2 separate regions of the Homo sapiens genome follow, and region 2 is linked to region 1. A link is a contact called in ENCODE POLR2A ChIA-PET data. All regions are on one chromosome and are shown on one strand. Each heading gives the region's core, a stretch centred on a gene start or an enhancer-like site at or near the end of the contact. The rest is flanking DNA. Distances are from core to core; before and after follow the strand shown.

The links. ChIA-PET counts read pairs that join two places held with the same protein, here RNA polymerase II (POLR2A).
Region 2: POLR2A ChIA-PET joins it to region 1 with 17 read pairs in MCF 10A. The contact joins two enhancer-like sites. POLR2A ChIA-PET finds 5 or more read pairs at or near these places in 2 of 52 experiments (MCF 10A and activated T-cell).

Annotation. Positions count from the first base shown.
Region 1 is chr13:73,364,575-73,371,940 of GRCh38, reverse strand. No RefSeq gene overlaps it. Among named protein-coding and RNA genes, the nearest start is that of LINC00392, 200 kb to the left of the region's middle. Within about 2 kb of position 3,205, at least 2 of the 41 ENCODE cell types and tissues checked have a DNase peak (open chromatin) inside an H3K27ac peak, as active enhancers do.
Region 2 is chr13:73,461,474-73,468,839 of GRCh38, reverse strand. No RefSeq gene overlaps it. Among named protein-coding and RNA genes, the nearest start is that of LINC00392, 99 kb to the left of the region's middle. Within about 2 kb of position 3,124, at least 8 of the 41 ENCODE cell types and tissues checked have a DNase peak (open chromatin) inside an H3K27ac peak, as active enhancers do.

The DNA.
Region 1 (7,366 bases), core at 1,956-4,455:
TATCTCATCAAGGGTTTGGAATAAGTGAGGTCTAGGCTGCTGTCAAAGAGATTGGAAAGTCCTGTGCCTTTCCCTTTACTATACTGTTATGTTGCCAGAGCCACACTCACTTACTAAGCTCTGTAACAGATCTGCCCAGACCAATGGACGCAGCTCACTCACAGATATTTAAAAGCCATCTATTTCATATCCAGTTTTAATTCAATTGTAAAACACAGATCACATATTAGGAGCAAAGCACTGTGTGGATATTGATTTTACGAAGTCACAGTTCCTTCCCTGAAGTTGTTTAGAAGGCCAGGAAGGACATAGATTTGAGCAACTAACTCTTTTGCAAAATACAATAGGTCTAGTTGAACCCAAGGTACAAGCAAAGTGCTGTGAGACTGTGGCCAATGGAGGAATCAATTCTAACTAGATGGCCAAGGAAGATTTCAAAACACATTTAGACAAAAATATTTCCCGAAAGATGTGGCATTTGAACAAGACCTCGAGGGATGAGTAGAATTTTAACAAGGGACAGAGAAAGAAAGAGGCATTCCAGACAGAGCGTGAGCAAAGGCCCGGAAGTACAAGAGTGGATTCGACAGCACAAAATGTCCTGTGGGACTGGGATGCAGGACACAGACATGGAGACTTGAGCATAAGGAACTGGGGTTCCTCTGTTTTGTAGGAAAGTCTTTGAGTGCATTGAAAAGCCTGGACCATCAGGACTAGCAATGACTGCAGATGTCTGAAGAGTGCAGGGGACTGATTGACTCCTTGTAGGAGGAAGACCACTTTACTAAAATTGTGGGAGGAAGAGATAGAGAGGCAGGAAGACCAACAGACACTCACAATAACTACCATGTACTGAGCACTGACTAGCCAGACACACATGCTAAGTCCTTGATTTCCATGCTTTTATTTAAGAGGAAAGTCCTATAATTTATTCCTGTTTCATAGATGGGTGATAACCAAAGTCCTACACCAAGTACAAAGGCAGGATTTGATCCTGCTCTGTTCTAACTGGAGAGTCCGGGTGCTTTACTAGGGTAATCACTGCACAGTAATCCTGTCAACATGGCAGCAGTTCAGCGCAGACACACAGAGGGACTGCATGACGGCAAGCGCCATGGAGGGAGGGCATTTAATGAAGGTGCCAGTGAATGATCAGAAGTCACTCCTGTAATCCCAGCACTTTGGGAGGCCAACGGGGGTGGATTACCTGAGGTCAGGAGTTTGAGACCAGCCTAACCAACATGGTGAAATCCCATCTCTACTAAAAATACAAAAATTAGCTGGTCATGGTGGTGCACACCTGTAATCCCAGCTACTCAGGGGTCGGGGGTGGCTGAGGCAGGAGAATTTCTTGAACCCGGCAGGTGAAGGTTGCAGTGAGCCAAGATCATGCCACTGCACTTCAGCCTGGGTGACAGAGTGAGACTCTGTCTCAAAAAAAAAAAAAAAAAAAAATCCAAAGAAGGCTCTAAGGACTGCAACTTGAAGGAGTATGAGATTGGATGAGGGAAAAGGATAATAAACTCTACTTAGACCCACTGAATTTTGAGTGGCTAGAAAGAAAAACTATAGGAATTCAAACCATCCATGAGAGAGCTGGGGTCCAGGGATTAAGGAGAAACACGCGCAGAGTGGCAAGTTATAGCATTCATATTTGTTGATTCCATGCCTCTTAGCTAAGCACAAGAAAATCAGCAGCATGTGAACAAACAGGAAAGCAAGTAGCTGCCTGACTGAGCTCTAATCAACTGATTTGGAAGAAAAATTCAACTTGATTGACTGGCTTGCATTATAGTGACAGCAATAAATCCTTTTGGCCAAACAGAATTTGGTTCAACTTGAAACGTATGCTATGTATTATTGCTTTGCATGCTGAAATATTCATATATCTTGGGAAAGTATCAAAAATTATGTTTTTCTTTTCAAAGAGTGGAATGTAAAATACCCACCAAATCCTCCTGGATGGCGCCTGGGTGAATGTATTCCTTGTTATTTCATTTAAGCTGCTAAATATCTATTAGAGTAAAATTATGGGCTCTTTGCACATGGCATTTTCACTTGTAGCTTCCTGTGTGCCAAAGCAATAAATGTGATTCAGAGCCCTCCTTTTTGTAAGGCAGGTCCACCTCGGGGCTAGTTATTGCCTTACTAGTGGCCAATGGTCCCTAAGAAAAACTGTTTCCCCTATGCACTAATCCAGAGGGACTCAGAAATGGAAACCAGATTTTTTTTTTTTTTTCTGAGATTGGGTCTCACTCTGTCACCCAGGCTGGAGTACAGTGGCATGATCATGGTTCACTGCAGCCTCAACCTTCCAGGCTCAGGCAATCCTCCCACATCAGCCTCCTGAGTAGCTGGGACTACAGGCGTGCACTACCATGCCTGGCTAACTTGTTTTTATTTTATTTTATTTTATTTTTTGTAGAGATGGGGTTTCACCACGTTGGAGAGCCCAGATATTGGATAGACACAATGACAAACCAAAGCTACCTGCTAATGTTAGGCTTTCTTTAGAAAACCTCAAGACACTAGCAATTAAACTTATCAGAGGCTGTCACTCTGTGACCTTCACTCTGACCCAGGAACTGCTCTCTCCCGAAATGACCCACGCACCTTACAAAGTCAGGATGACTCCTTTCTCTCTGTCTTTTTTTTAATTAATTTTAAGACTTCCTTCTCTTTAAGCTCTTTCCACTTTACTACAGAGTATATTTCAAGTTTTTCAGGTGAGTCACCTGTATCCTCCTTTGCTAAGCAATGAATAAAAGTGGAGGGTTGGGGTATATAATTCAAATGCTTTATAAAAAAAAAGGCTGTTCCCTTTTTTAAACTATACTAACTTTCCCACCACATATAATGAATAAGTACAAGTAAGACATTGAGGTCAACAGCTTTATCAAAGCACAGAGCTGTCAGGTTATAGGACAGGATATTTGCCAAATCAGAATGCATAAACTTTTCGTATGGAAACTAGAACATGAATTAAGCTCATATCACTCAAAAAGAGCTGAATGCATCTGAAACCAAAGCACGCTGTCAGCCACCTCCATTTGCTCCGGGCGCTGATACCTTGATTAGCTATGCAAGAAGCTACCTGCTATTTTAGAATTATATGAAGTCACCTCAGGGTATCTACAAGCTTCTCACGCACAAGATACTGACTTTTTTTCCTCCTTCTTCTTGGCTTACAGCACAGTTGTTGCTACATCCAGGTAAATACTATATCAGGGATTGTTATTGCATAAGCTGTCATTAAGGCAGCTTGCCTTCTCACAGAAAAATCAGTCTGCAAACAATAATGGTTTGTTGCTAAACCCCTCTAAGACTGAAAGAACCTAGAGTTTTTGTTTTCATTTTGTTTTCTTTTGTTTTTGAGTAAGTACTCCCCTAACAGATTAAGGAGCTGAAAGCTTAATTTCTAAAAAGGATTTTTTTTTTAAATAATAAAGAATGTTCCCTTCACCCCGTCTTTTTTTGTTGTCTGTTTTAATAAATTACCTTCTCTCCTAAAATAGTAACTAAATTTATAGGAGCAAAAGAGTAGCTTACATGATAGGTATCTACCAAACGAAGCTGCCAGTGTACATAGTATTACAGGTACCATGCAGTTCAACATGTTTTTACCTGAGGTACATAGATTCTGTTTTGATACTAGACTGTTTGAAAACATTTTCAGATGAAAACTGATCATGAACGTGAAGGACTGACAGCTCAGACTTCAAAAGCCAAGGTTAATCAGGGCTTTTGTATATTTTCGCAAATAAATATATTAACATAACTAACCTTTGACCTGTACCGTCCTTAATCTTTCAGCCCCAAGCTTCTGGGAAGGGTGTAACAATTCTGGCAAACTGATCTGTGCCAAAGAGAGTGCTGAACACTTACTATGGTGTAGATCGAAACCACCTTAATCACTCACCTTTCATCTCCCCAGAGTTCTAGAGTGTAACTTATTCAAACTGTTCTTAGACTTCTTAAACTTAATCTTCTCCCACAAAACTTGACAATTTCATATATATATATATACACACACGCACACACACATGTATGTATATACATATATAAAGACAAGTACCAAATTTCTGCTTCTGCTCGTTTAGCTCAGAGGCATTTCCCAGCCCTGACTCCTGGTACAAACCATCAAAAGTGTTGCTCAGAATTGGAGTCTACATCAGACCTAGACTCAGATTGTAATCCTTTGCAACTAGCCCCTGTGCTTGCCCCTTCCTGGTGTTAGCATGTACAGTCTGTAAGTCCAATCTGCCCCGAGGCCTTAATAAAATTTCCTTTGCCACACATGCAGTTATTAAGCATGCAATTTATATTGCCAGGTGCAAAACTTTCTCATGCAAATCTCTTTGACCTGAAGTAACCAAATGCACCTAGAAAGAAGAGTTTACTGCTTACTCCACAGATCCACAGTAAACGCCATCAATCACATCTTGTTCTCTCTTACTGCAAATTGCCGTGGCTTAATTAGACATAGCTGAAATCCAGGCAAACCTATCAGGGTCTATCATGGATGAATTGAACCACGGCTTTGCAACAGGATTAACTTTAGTCTTTGTGACTTTTACAAATAAAGAAGGTGAGAAAAATCTTAAGCGCTCCACTCCTGTGATGTGAAGGCTACCCGGCTGGTGAATGGTTCTGACTCAGGTCATTCTGATCACATAGGCTATGAAAAACTGATATGAAATCATTATTGCTACACATAGTATTTCAAAACTACGCCAAATTCTCTAACTCTGAAATCAGACTTCCAGGTGATTAGTGAGTGTTTTGGGGAGGAAAGTGTTGGAACTGGAGACTCCTTTCCAGTGTGGAATTGTTGAGTTTCCCTGGATGTCACCCATGGACTAAGACAGGAGGTTGAGAATCTCAGAAAGATTACCCAGTTACAACCCTTAACCTTCCATTCCCAGAGAAACTGAGATTAGTTCCCTAATAGCATGCAGGAAAATGGGGGGACACTTTTTTTTTTTTGAGAAAAAGTCTTACTCTTTCGCCCAGGCTAGAGTGCAGTGGTGTGATCTCGGCTCACTGCAACCTCCGCCTCCCGGGTTCAAGTGATTCTTGTGCCTCAGCCTCCCAAGTAGCTAGGATTACAGGTGCCCACCACCACACCTGACTAATTTTTGTATTTTTAGTAGAGACGAGGTTTCACCATGTTGGCCAGGCTGGTCTCAAACTCCTGACCTCAGGTGATCCACCCTCCTCGGCCTCCCAAAGTGCTGAGATTACAGGCCTGAGCCACCTCGCCGGCCTTGAGGACACTTTTCCAGCCCTACTGCTGAGGCACAGGAGCCTCCAGGGGTCGGTCCATGAGTATTTTCCCTATCAATGTCACTGGTCTCCAAGGAACAATAGGTGAATGTGCTTGAAAGGCTCCCCTTGTCCCTGAAATCAAAGAGAACACTTTGCCATTGGCTAATTGCTTATTTATTCATTCAACAAATAATTATTCACAGTATACTAAGTTCTTGCGTGCATGCATCATTACACTGGAAACATTATAACAGGAAACCCTAGTTAAATAAATGCTAGTTTCCTTCTTTCTTCTCTCTGGATAAATACCTTCTAATTGAAAACAATGAACTGACAAGTCATCATTTGAGGACTGCCTTCAACTAAATTCCAGCTTTAACACAAAGGGTTATAGGAGGCTCCAAAGTGTCGATTTCTTTTTCAAGTTATCTCATTTCCAAATGGATACTGATAACCAGAATTAAGGTAAAACGCCTTTCCGTACCTGAGAATACGATCTGAATGGTTTCCTTATAGTATTTCTTGACAGCGAGCGTTATTACATTTAAAAAGAAACTATAACATTTTTTTCTCCTCGATTTTCAGGTGTAATTTGGCATATAGAAATTGTTTTTTCTTCATAATGCAAAGAGTGGCATGATACATTTGATAGGTAGCATTTTATTACAAAATCACCAGGTAATAATTACCCAGGTGACTCATGATGAAGTGTAAAACCGTTCTCAGGCTATCTAAAAAGGAAGAATAGTTCATTAAAGTTCAGTTGTAGAAAACACAAATCTGAAAGCTTAGGTTTTTAGAAATTGCCCAATTTAATGAAGTGTACGTTCCCTTACAATTGGATTCTCACCAAGCCTGTGAATGCACAGCTAAATTAGTCATGTGAAGAGCAGATTAGTTACAAGATGGGAATCACGCCATTCTCCTTTGTTTACCGCAGACCAACAAGGGTTGCATTACAAGTGTTTATTATTTCTGAAGATGTACTATCACATAAACATGAACGGGAAATTCTCAAAGTGGATGCTGCCTAAAAACAAGCCCCCACCTGGAGTAAGCCTTCCACCAGTCTGCATGGAACCAGATCTTTCCCCACAGCAGGGCAGGCTCTAATGTAAGATGTCACTTCTCTAGCTCAAATGGAGTGGGAGAGACTAAAGGCTGAAAGGAGAATACCGGGTCACTGAGTAAACACATGCTAGCAGAAGTCCTTTCTGAAATGGATCGAGTGTCTTTAATCCTGTATTCTGGCCTCCAGATGATTTATGGCTCTTATTTTCTTTTCTCCCTTTCCTTGTAACACTTGCCAAAGTAGACTCAAGCTCTGCCTTGAAGCATGCAAACACAGAGTTCTGTCTTCCCTGATGAATCGGATCTGTGCCAAGTGAAAGCTTTAATGACAAATTTATGCTCCAAAGAAGGGACAAGGTGATAGTCTAAAAGGTGAAGAGAAACACCACTGAGTGTTCCCTCAACTGTCAGAGTTTAGAAAATGAAGACCTCAGCCATGATCCTTCCTTTGCACCTCATTACTGTTCCCCACCCTGCCCCAGCTCCAGCCCAGTTATAATAGCAAAATTGCACATAGATTGAGACTGATTTGTTTTGGGGAGGGCATTCGAAGTTATGCCCTGCCATCCTTTTGTTCTGCTTTATTTTAAATGACAAGGAATTGTTTGTCTGCCTTCTCTAACCCTCCCCCTCCCTCAACCATAAACGGATTTGCTTTATGGCAAATTCTGAAGCAGGTAAAATGTGTCTCTGGCACCCAGCCAACTTCAGTTCTGATCTCTGCTCCATTCCCACCCACCTCTAGCCTTCCCGAGCTTCATGCCACAGAGGCTTGCTCCTATTGAGGATATGAATATCAAAATCACAAGACACCCACCTTCTGTCTTTCTTCTCATGCCTCAATTACAAGAGAAGACTTCCAAATCTCTCTTTCCATCCCAGGTCTTTACCCTGAATTGCAGAGCTACAAATTATTGTATGGGACATCTTCACAGGAATATCCAGCAAACATCTTTCCTTATAAAGCGGTTCTTCTGTATTGACTATTGGTGCAGTCTTCCTTCCCATTACCCCAGTCAATAGCCAT
Region 2 (7,366 bases), core at 1,875-4,374, 97 kb before region 1:
TGAATCTCTTTGATTGCATACGTCTGAGAGTGATGCCAAGATACTCTTTAAAAAACTATGCCTTGGTTTTATTAAGAACCAAACACTTTTTAAAATATGAATGGGAATAGAAGAATCCTTCTTAGCTGCAAAAAAAAAAAAAAAAAGAATATGGGAAGTCATTACCCACTCACATTAGATCATAGCTAACATATCACATTGAAATTGCTTTCAACAAACACTGAGTTCCTTCTCTATGGAAGACACAATATCATGTGCTACACCTCATAAAATAGTTTGAATTACCAGAAAATAGAATCCCTTCCTCAATTTTTGTGTGCTAATGGCATTGAAAACAAAAAGGGTGATTCATGTAGAGTAATTCATATTAAAATTTAAAATGCATTAAAATTAAATAAAGGGCATACTTCAAGAGCACATATAATTTACATTTGGGTAATGAGCGAACAGATACTTCCTTTTCTGAATTTTCCCTTGATGTGCCATGAGCAATGTCAACTCTTGATGCCTTCAGCTTTTAAATGGAGTGCTGTGATAGAAGTAGAATTTTAAAACCCATTTGCTTGGGCTTTTTCTCTCCAAAAAAAAAAAAAGTCTTCACTGTATGTTTCTTTATCTATATCTTTTTTTTTTTTTTTTTTTTTTTTTCGGAGATGGAGTCTTGCTCTGCTGCCAGGCTGGAGTGCAGTGACGTGAGTTCAGCTCACTGCAACCACTGGGAACTCCACCTCCCAGGTTCAAGGGATTGTCCTGCCTAAGCCTCCTGAGTAGCTGGGACTACAGGTGTGCACCACCACACACAAATTTGTGTATTTTTAGTAGAGACAGGGTTCCACCATGTTGGCCGGGATGGTCTCGATCTCTTGACCTCATGATCCACCCACCTTGGCCTCCCAAAGTGCTGGGATTACAGGTGTGAGCCACCATGCCTGGCCCTCCTTATTTATATCTTGATAGCTTCCTCCACTTAATGTTACTGTTCCTAATAGTGGTTGGGGTGTGTGTGTGTGTGTGTGTGTGTGTGTGTGTGTGTGTGTGTTTGGGCTAGGAAATGTAGAGTGGAGCATTGTGGTAATTTCTGAGCTGTTACACTGTCATATCACGCACACATGCAAAAGAGGATTTCATTAAGATATGGAGCATTCCACACATTAATGAGACCCAACTTAATTCCATGGAAGTGGTGTGTGATGGTAAACACAGGAAACCTAGGATTTCTTATAAGCTAATGTTTCACACTGTGCAGAGAGCAGCTGTCAGTCTGGGCATTTATATTTTAGCAATCCTCTTGGACAAGACTTTTAAACTACAACCAAGATGCAGGTGGCAGGATGCAGGAGACATGGCCTTCAGGGGAAATTTACTCTGCAATTTCTCAGCAGGGCTGGACTCTACTCAGTAATTATTCCAGCTCTGGGGAAATCCTAGATCTTGACAATTCTCCAGGAAAAGGAGGTGGGTGGAGCAACAATGCTCTTCCGCCCCCAGAAATGCCTGGTAACTTGGAATCATTGGAGAGTGCCCAGCTTGTTCTGGGAAAGAACATATATCCTAGCTAGAGTTAGTTCTTCCACTAGCAGTAAGACAGCCCTTCCCCTATCTTAGCCACGTCAGCAGTTTCCAAAAATCTGTCTTGGGAAGACAATAGTGCTAGTGCCACAGCTACCCATATAGCACCTTTATACAAACACACAAAAGGCACCCCTCTGGGCCAGTGTAGCCTCACCTCAGGGTGTATGGCCCAGTGAGCATGGTGCACACGGGATTTTAGCCCCAGCCTGCTACCTTCTCCACTGGGTGCCCTTGTGTGAGGCACAGCCTACAGGTACAGTAGCTCTGACTTATACTCTTCACTTGCTGTTCTCATTCAAATATTATAAACAAAACAGCAACCATCGGGTGTTTCAGGCTTAATATTTGCAATCTTCAGCAACACCTTGATAACAGTCCATTAAGTGAGATCTGCTGATAGTAAGCCCCCTGATTAAACCTTTGGCTTCCCAGTTTGCCATATCCTGTCTGCTTCAGACACATCATTACCCAGGTTATAAGCTGATGTGTCCAAGATAAAGCCTGACTTTAAGATGACTCTCACAGTGGTTTATTTGTAAGACACGTCAGAAAATTTCAAATTATTTTAAGCCTGTCTTGCATGACTTCATGTTGCAATCCTTACCTGTTATAATCTTCAAGTCATGAAATAACTTTGCAAAAGAATTGTTCATGTACTGTAACACAATTCTAGAGAATTTCTCCTGAGGTTCGTCGAGGTTACAAGAAATTTTTTAAAAAGGGTGGCAGCACTATGCTGAAAATATGTTCCCTTTTAGCTAAGCCACCAACATAAACCATATGTCACTCGTTTCTCTGTGGAAGAAGTGTCCTTTGCAAGGGCAGCCTTGAAGGCACAGGGAGCACAGACGGTCTCTCTCCTCACAGGAGAGAAAAGAGTACCAGGTTGCTGACTAGAAAGGGTTAAACAAGCAGTGGAGAAATGGAAACAGATAAGAACGATTCTTGTCATTTCTTTGCTGCATCCTTGCCTAGCACTGTGCCTAGGACAGAATAGGTGCTCAATGAATGTTTACTACATGATTAATTAATCATCGATTACCATTGCACAATGACCTTGGGACATATGCCACCATCCAGACTCAGTTTATTTATATGTGGAAAATCAATCCAGGGTTTTTAGCTCAGTTTTGGTTCATGCCTTGAGAGACCAAGATTACTGGCTTAATTTTACACATTCCAAAATGGATTCTATTTTTCTCACTTTTAGACACAGTGAACATGACTATGATCACGTGTGCGTCAACTGCATAAGCATATCCTGACAGGTTTGAAAAAATAATAGCTATTTAATTTACAAAGAATGTTGCTATTATTAAGGACATGTCAGTTCCAATGGATTAGGGCAGATCATCACATTTTACAAACTGCCAACATGTAGTGACACTTTCCTCTATAGGATGAGTTTCATCAGATTGAAGTGCTGGTTTCTGGTTTATAATTCAATCCATTTCGCTGACTCACAGAGGGTGGAGTAAAATGACAACGTCCTTTGGTCCTTCAGTCAGAGTTTTTCTTATTACTGGGTGATTATGCATTTATCTTCTTACCACATGAGGTGCTGTGTAAAACCATGGTCAATAATTACCACCCTGAAACTGACTTTTATGTACCCTAGAACTGCCCTCACATAAACACGTTGGATCAGAGAAAACAAATGAAACATAAGACTGTCATTAAACCAAGAAAGTTTGGAGGGACAGGAAGAAAGAAAAATACCATGGCTGTGCCAGCACAAACGTTGCCCAACAAGAGACTTCAATAGCCAGCCACCTTCACTGTCAGGTACATTATGCACAGCTACAGTTACTGCCTGTTGTAAAGGGAAGAAAACACTGGCCAGATACAGCATAACAAAGCTTGCATTGTACACACAAGTATATAGGATATAAATATGGAAAACCAAATGCTATCTCTGTTGAAAGAAAATAGGAGGCCTTTAGTGCGGGCAACTGTCTGAACCGGGAAATTAGGTTTAGACTTAAACCTTCCTCTCTCTCCCACACTCCTACTTTTTGAGGAGTTGGTGTTCTCTGATACTTTTGGCCAAATGTGTACAGACAGCTGTTGAAGTGTGATAAGGGATTTATGCCCTTCTAGAGTAGGCATAAAGGACTCCAGAGAACCTGGGGTTGTGTGACAGTTCAGAAACTACCAGTAGATACAATGACAATGAAATTATAAACTCCCTGTAGTGCTTTTTATGTTTAATATATGTTCCTTTCTAGCTAAGCCCATTTAAAATTAGGAACAATAGACCTTTGCCAAACGCTTTGGTAGTACTGCCTCTGTGTGCTGTGCCAATGACAGCCCTTACCTCCTCCCTAAAAGCAAAAACAGTCCAGACGTTGACAGTCATCACTTCCTCCCTTTTCTTCATGGTTTATGCCCTAAATGTACATCCTTATATACAATAGTACAGTATTTATTTAAAATACTTAAAAATAAATGTCTTTGAGGGCTCTCAAATTACAGCTTCCCCCCTCCCCCTTTTTTGCTTTTTGCAATTTGAAGAAATTGAGTGATTTGGCCTGTGAAGTTTCCTGTAGACTGGATTTTGGTGATGTAATCCCTCTAAGGTAATTCCAGCTTTTTTTTTCCTGGTCTCTAATTTTCTGAGGCTTGATTCTATTTAGGTTTATTCTTTTTTTTTCCGAAATAAGTTTATGGGTGGCAATGTGTTTTTGCATTGGGAGGCACTTAAAAAAAATTAGGGGCCAGGCGTGGTGGCTCACACCTGTAATCCCAGCACTTTGGGAGTCCAAGGCAGGTGGATCTTCTGAGGTTGGGGGTTCAAGACCAGCCTGACCAACATGGAGAAACCCCGTCTCTACTAAAAATATGAAAATAGCCAGGAGTGGTGGCACGTGCCTGTAATCCCAGCTACTCAGGAAGGCTGAGGCAGGAGAATCGCTTGAACCGGGGAGGCGGAGGTTGCAGTGAGACAAAGTTGCGCGCCACTGCACTTCAGCCTGGGCAACAAGAGCGAAACTCCGTCTCAAAAAAAAAAAAAAAAAAAAAATTAAAAACAGTTTAATTTAGGAAAGATTGATTTTTAATAGATTTCCCATTTAATATTTGAATAAACAAAGTGCAGTTGGCCCTCTGTATCCATGGGTTCCACATCTATGGATTCAGTTTGCTGTGGATTAAGAATATTCAGAAAAAAAAAAAAGAAAATAACAATAATAAAAACAATGCAAATGAAAACATACAGTATAACAACTATTTACTTAGCATCTACATTGTATTATAAATAATCATAAGTAATCAAGTATCATACGTAATCTAGAGATGATTTAAAGTATATGGGAGGATGTGCATAGCTTATATGCAAATACTGCACTCCATTTTATATATGTGACTTGAGCATCCACAGATTTTGGTATCTATGGTGGGGTGGGGAGTGCCCGGGAACAAATTCCCTACAGGCACTAAGGGATGACAGTATAGCCAATTCTTGAGTATCTGTGTCAATAAAGGAAAATGGTAGCATACTGATGGAAAAGAAAAACAATCAATGAATCCTGAATATTTCTCCTTGAAAAGTGTTTCTGTATTTACATTTTACTGTAGGTATGCCTCAATCCTGGAGATTTGAAATATTTAAACAAATTAATGAAGCCCTAATTCTGGAGAAGGTGGAGGACAAGCCATCTCCCCCATTCCATTAGCTGCACAACTCCTCCCCACCCCTCACTTTGTGCAAAAAACTGACAGTGTTGACAGTCAACACTGCACAGCATGGATAATGAAAACATGGCACATATACACAATGGAATACTATTTAGCCATAAAAAGAATGGAATCCTGTCTTTTACGGCAACATAGATGAACCTGGAGCCATATTATGCCAAGTGAAATAAGCCAGGCAGAGAAAGACAAATACCACATGATCTCACTCATATGTGGAATCTAAAAAGGTGTTCTTATAGAAGTAAGAGTAAAATAATGGTTACCAAAGGATGGGGAGGGAAGTGGAAAAGCCGGATAGAGAAAGATTGGGTGCAAAACTCAGGTCAGATATAAGTTTTGCTGTTCTATTGCATAGTAGGATGATGACTGGAATTAACAGTAATGTTGTTATGGATTTTAAAATAGCTAGAAGAGAGGTTTTAAAATGTTCTTATCACGAAGGAATGATAAATATTTAAGGTGATGGATATGGCAATTATCCTGATTTGCTTATTACACAGCATATACATATATCAGAACATCATGCTATTCCCCATAAATATGTACAATTATTATAGGTCAATCTTAAATAAATATTTTTATAATTTTAAAAATTAAAAAAACCCTACTGCACATGCATTAGCCTGAGCAAAACCAAATGAGAAAATGGTGTAGGCAATCACGAACAAAACATTACTTATCCATATATATAGGATAAGAGTTACACATACACACCATAACAAGAGCGTTCTCTTTTACAGAAGCAGAAGCTCCCTCTTAGCAATTCTTTTTCACCCTGGGCATGGAGGAGCAGAAGGAATGTAATTTCTCCTATGACATACTCCTACTTCAGTTATTCTAACTTAAGCCTTGTTGAGCTTCATTTTGATAAGCAATAAAATATGAAGGTGACAAATCTGCCTTATTTATGTTCATCTTGATTTTCCTTAATCCTAAAGGAGCCTCCTCCAGAAATTTGAACCTAATAGCTTTGCAAAAATATTATGTACAAATCCAGACATTTTGCTCATTAGTTCAAAGAAGCATTTCTTTCCAGTGCTTTCGTTCAGAATATTAGTTCTAAGAGCTGTTGGTCGAGCCCCTATGACATTAAGTTTTTCAAGCTAAGTCATCTCGGAAGGAATTCCTTCTGTATGACCTTCTCGGAATTTCTTGATGAACAGTGTCATATGAAAGGCTTGTGAAAGTATTATCATAAAGAAACTTCTTTGTTGTACTCATGGTTTTCCAAAATTCTTTAACAATGAAATCTTTTTGAGGAATATCTACAAGCATCTTGTAGAACTTATATTGACAAAACATATTTTTGGAATCTTCTGTTGTTTAAATAAAAATAAGAGTGGGAAAACTATTATCTGTATGTAAGAGGAAAAAAACCCAAACAAAAAGTACGAGATTTTAATAATACTTCAATACTTTGTATTGAAAACTAACTTTGCAAGTTAGTAGAAGAGTAGAAGATCAAGCAATATTATGGCTATAGTCTTACATGAAAATTGATTATATATCTTCATATACTTTATTTTTATTGGTTACTCATTTACATTCTTCTTAGAATGATAATATGATAGTAATAGTTTTCCTTTTTTAAGAAACACTATTTGGATTTAACATATTGCGTATGAATTGTACTTAAAAATTAAGAAACTATAATGTTGAATGTAATTTATGAGGCTGTGAATTATATACCAAGCCAGATTTGTTCTAACTTTCATTTTAAGTTCAAAGGTATATGTGCAGGTTTGTTACATAGGTCAACTTGTGTCATGGGGGTTTGTTGTACAGATTATTTCATCACCCAGGTATTTAGCTTAGTACCCATTAGTTATTTTTCCTGATCCTCTCCCTGCTCCCATCCTCCACCCTCCAATAGGCCCCAGTATGTGTTGTTCCCCTCTATGTGTCCATGTGTTCTCATCATTTAGTTACTACATATGAGTAAGAATATGCTGTATTTGGCTTTCTGTTCCTGTGTTAGTTTGCTAAGGAGAATGGCCTTCAGCTCCATTCATGGTCATCAAAAGACATGATCTCATTCCTTTTATAGCTGCATAGTATTCCATGGTATATATGTACCACATTTTCTTTATCAGTCTAC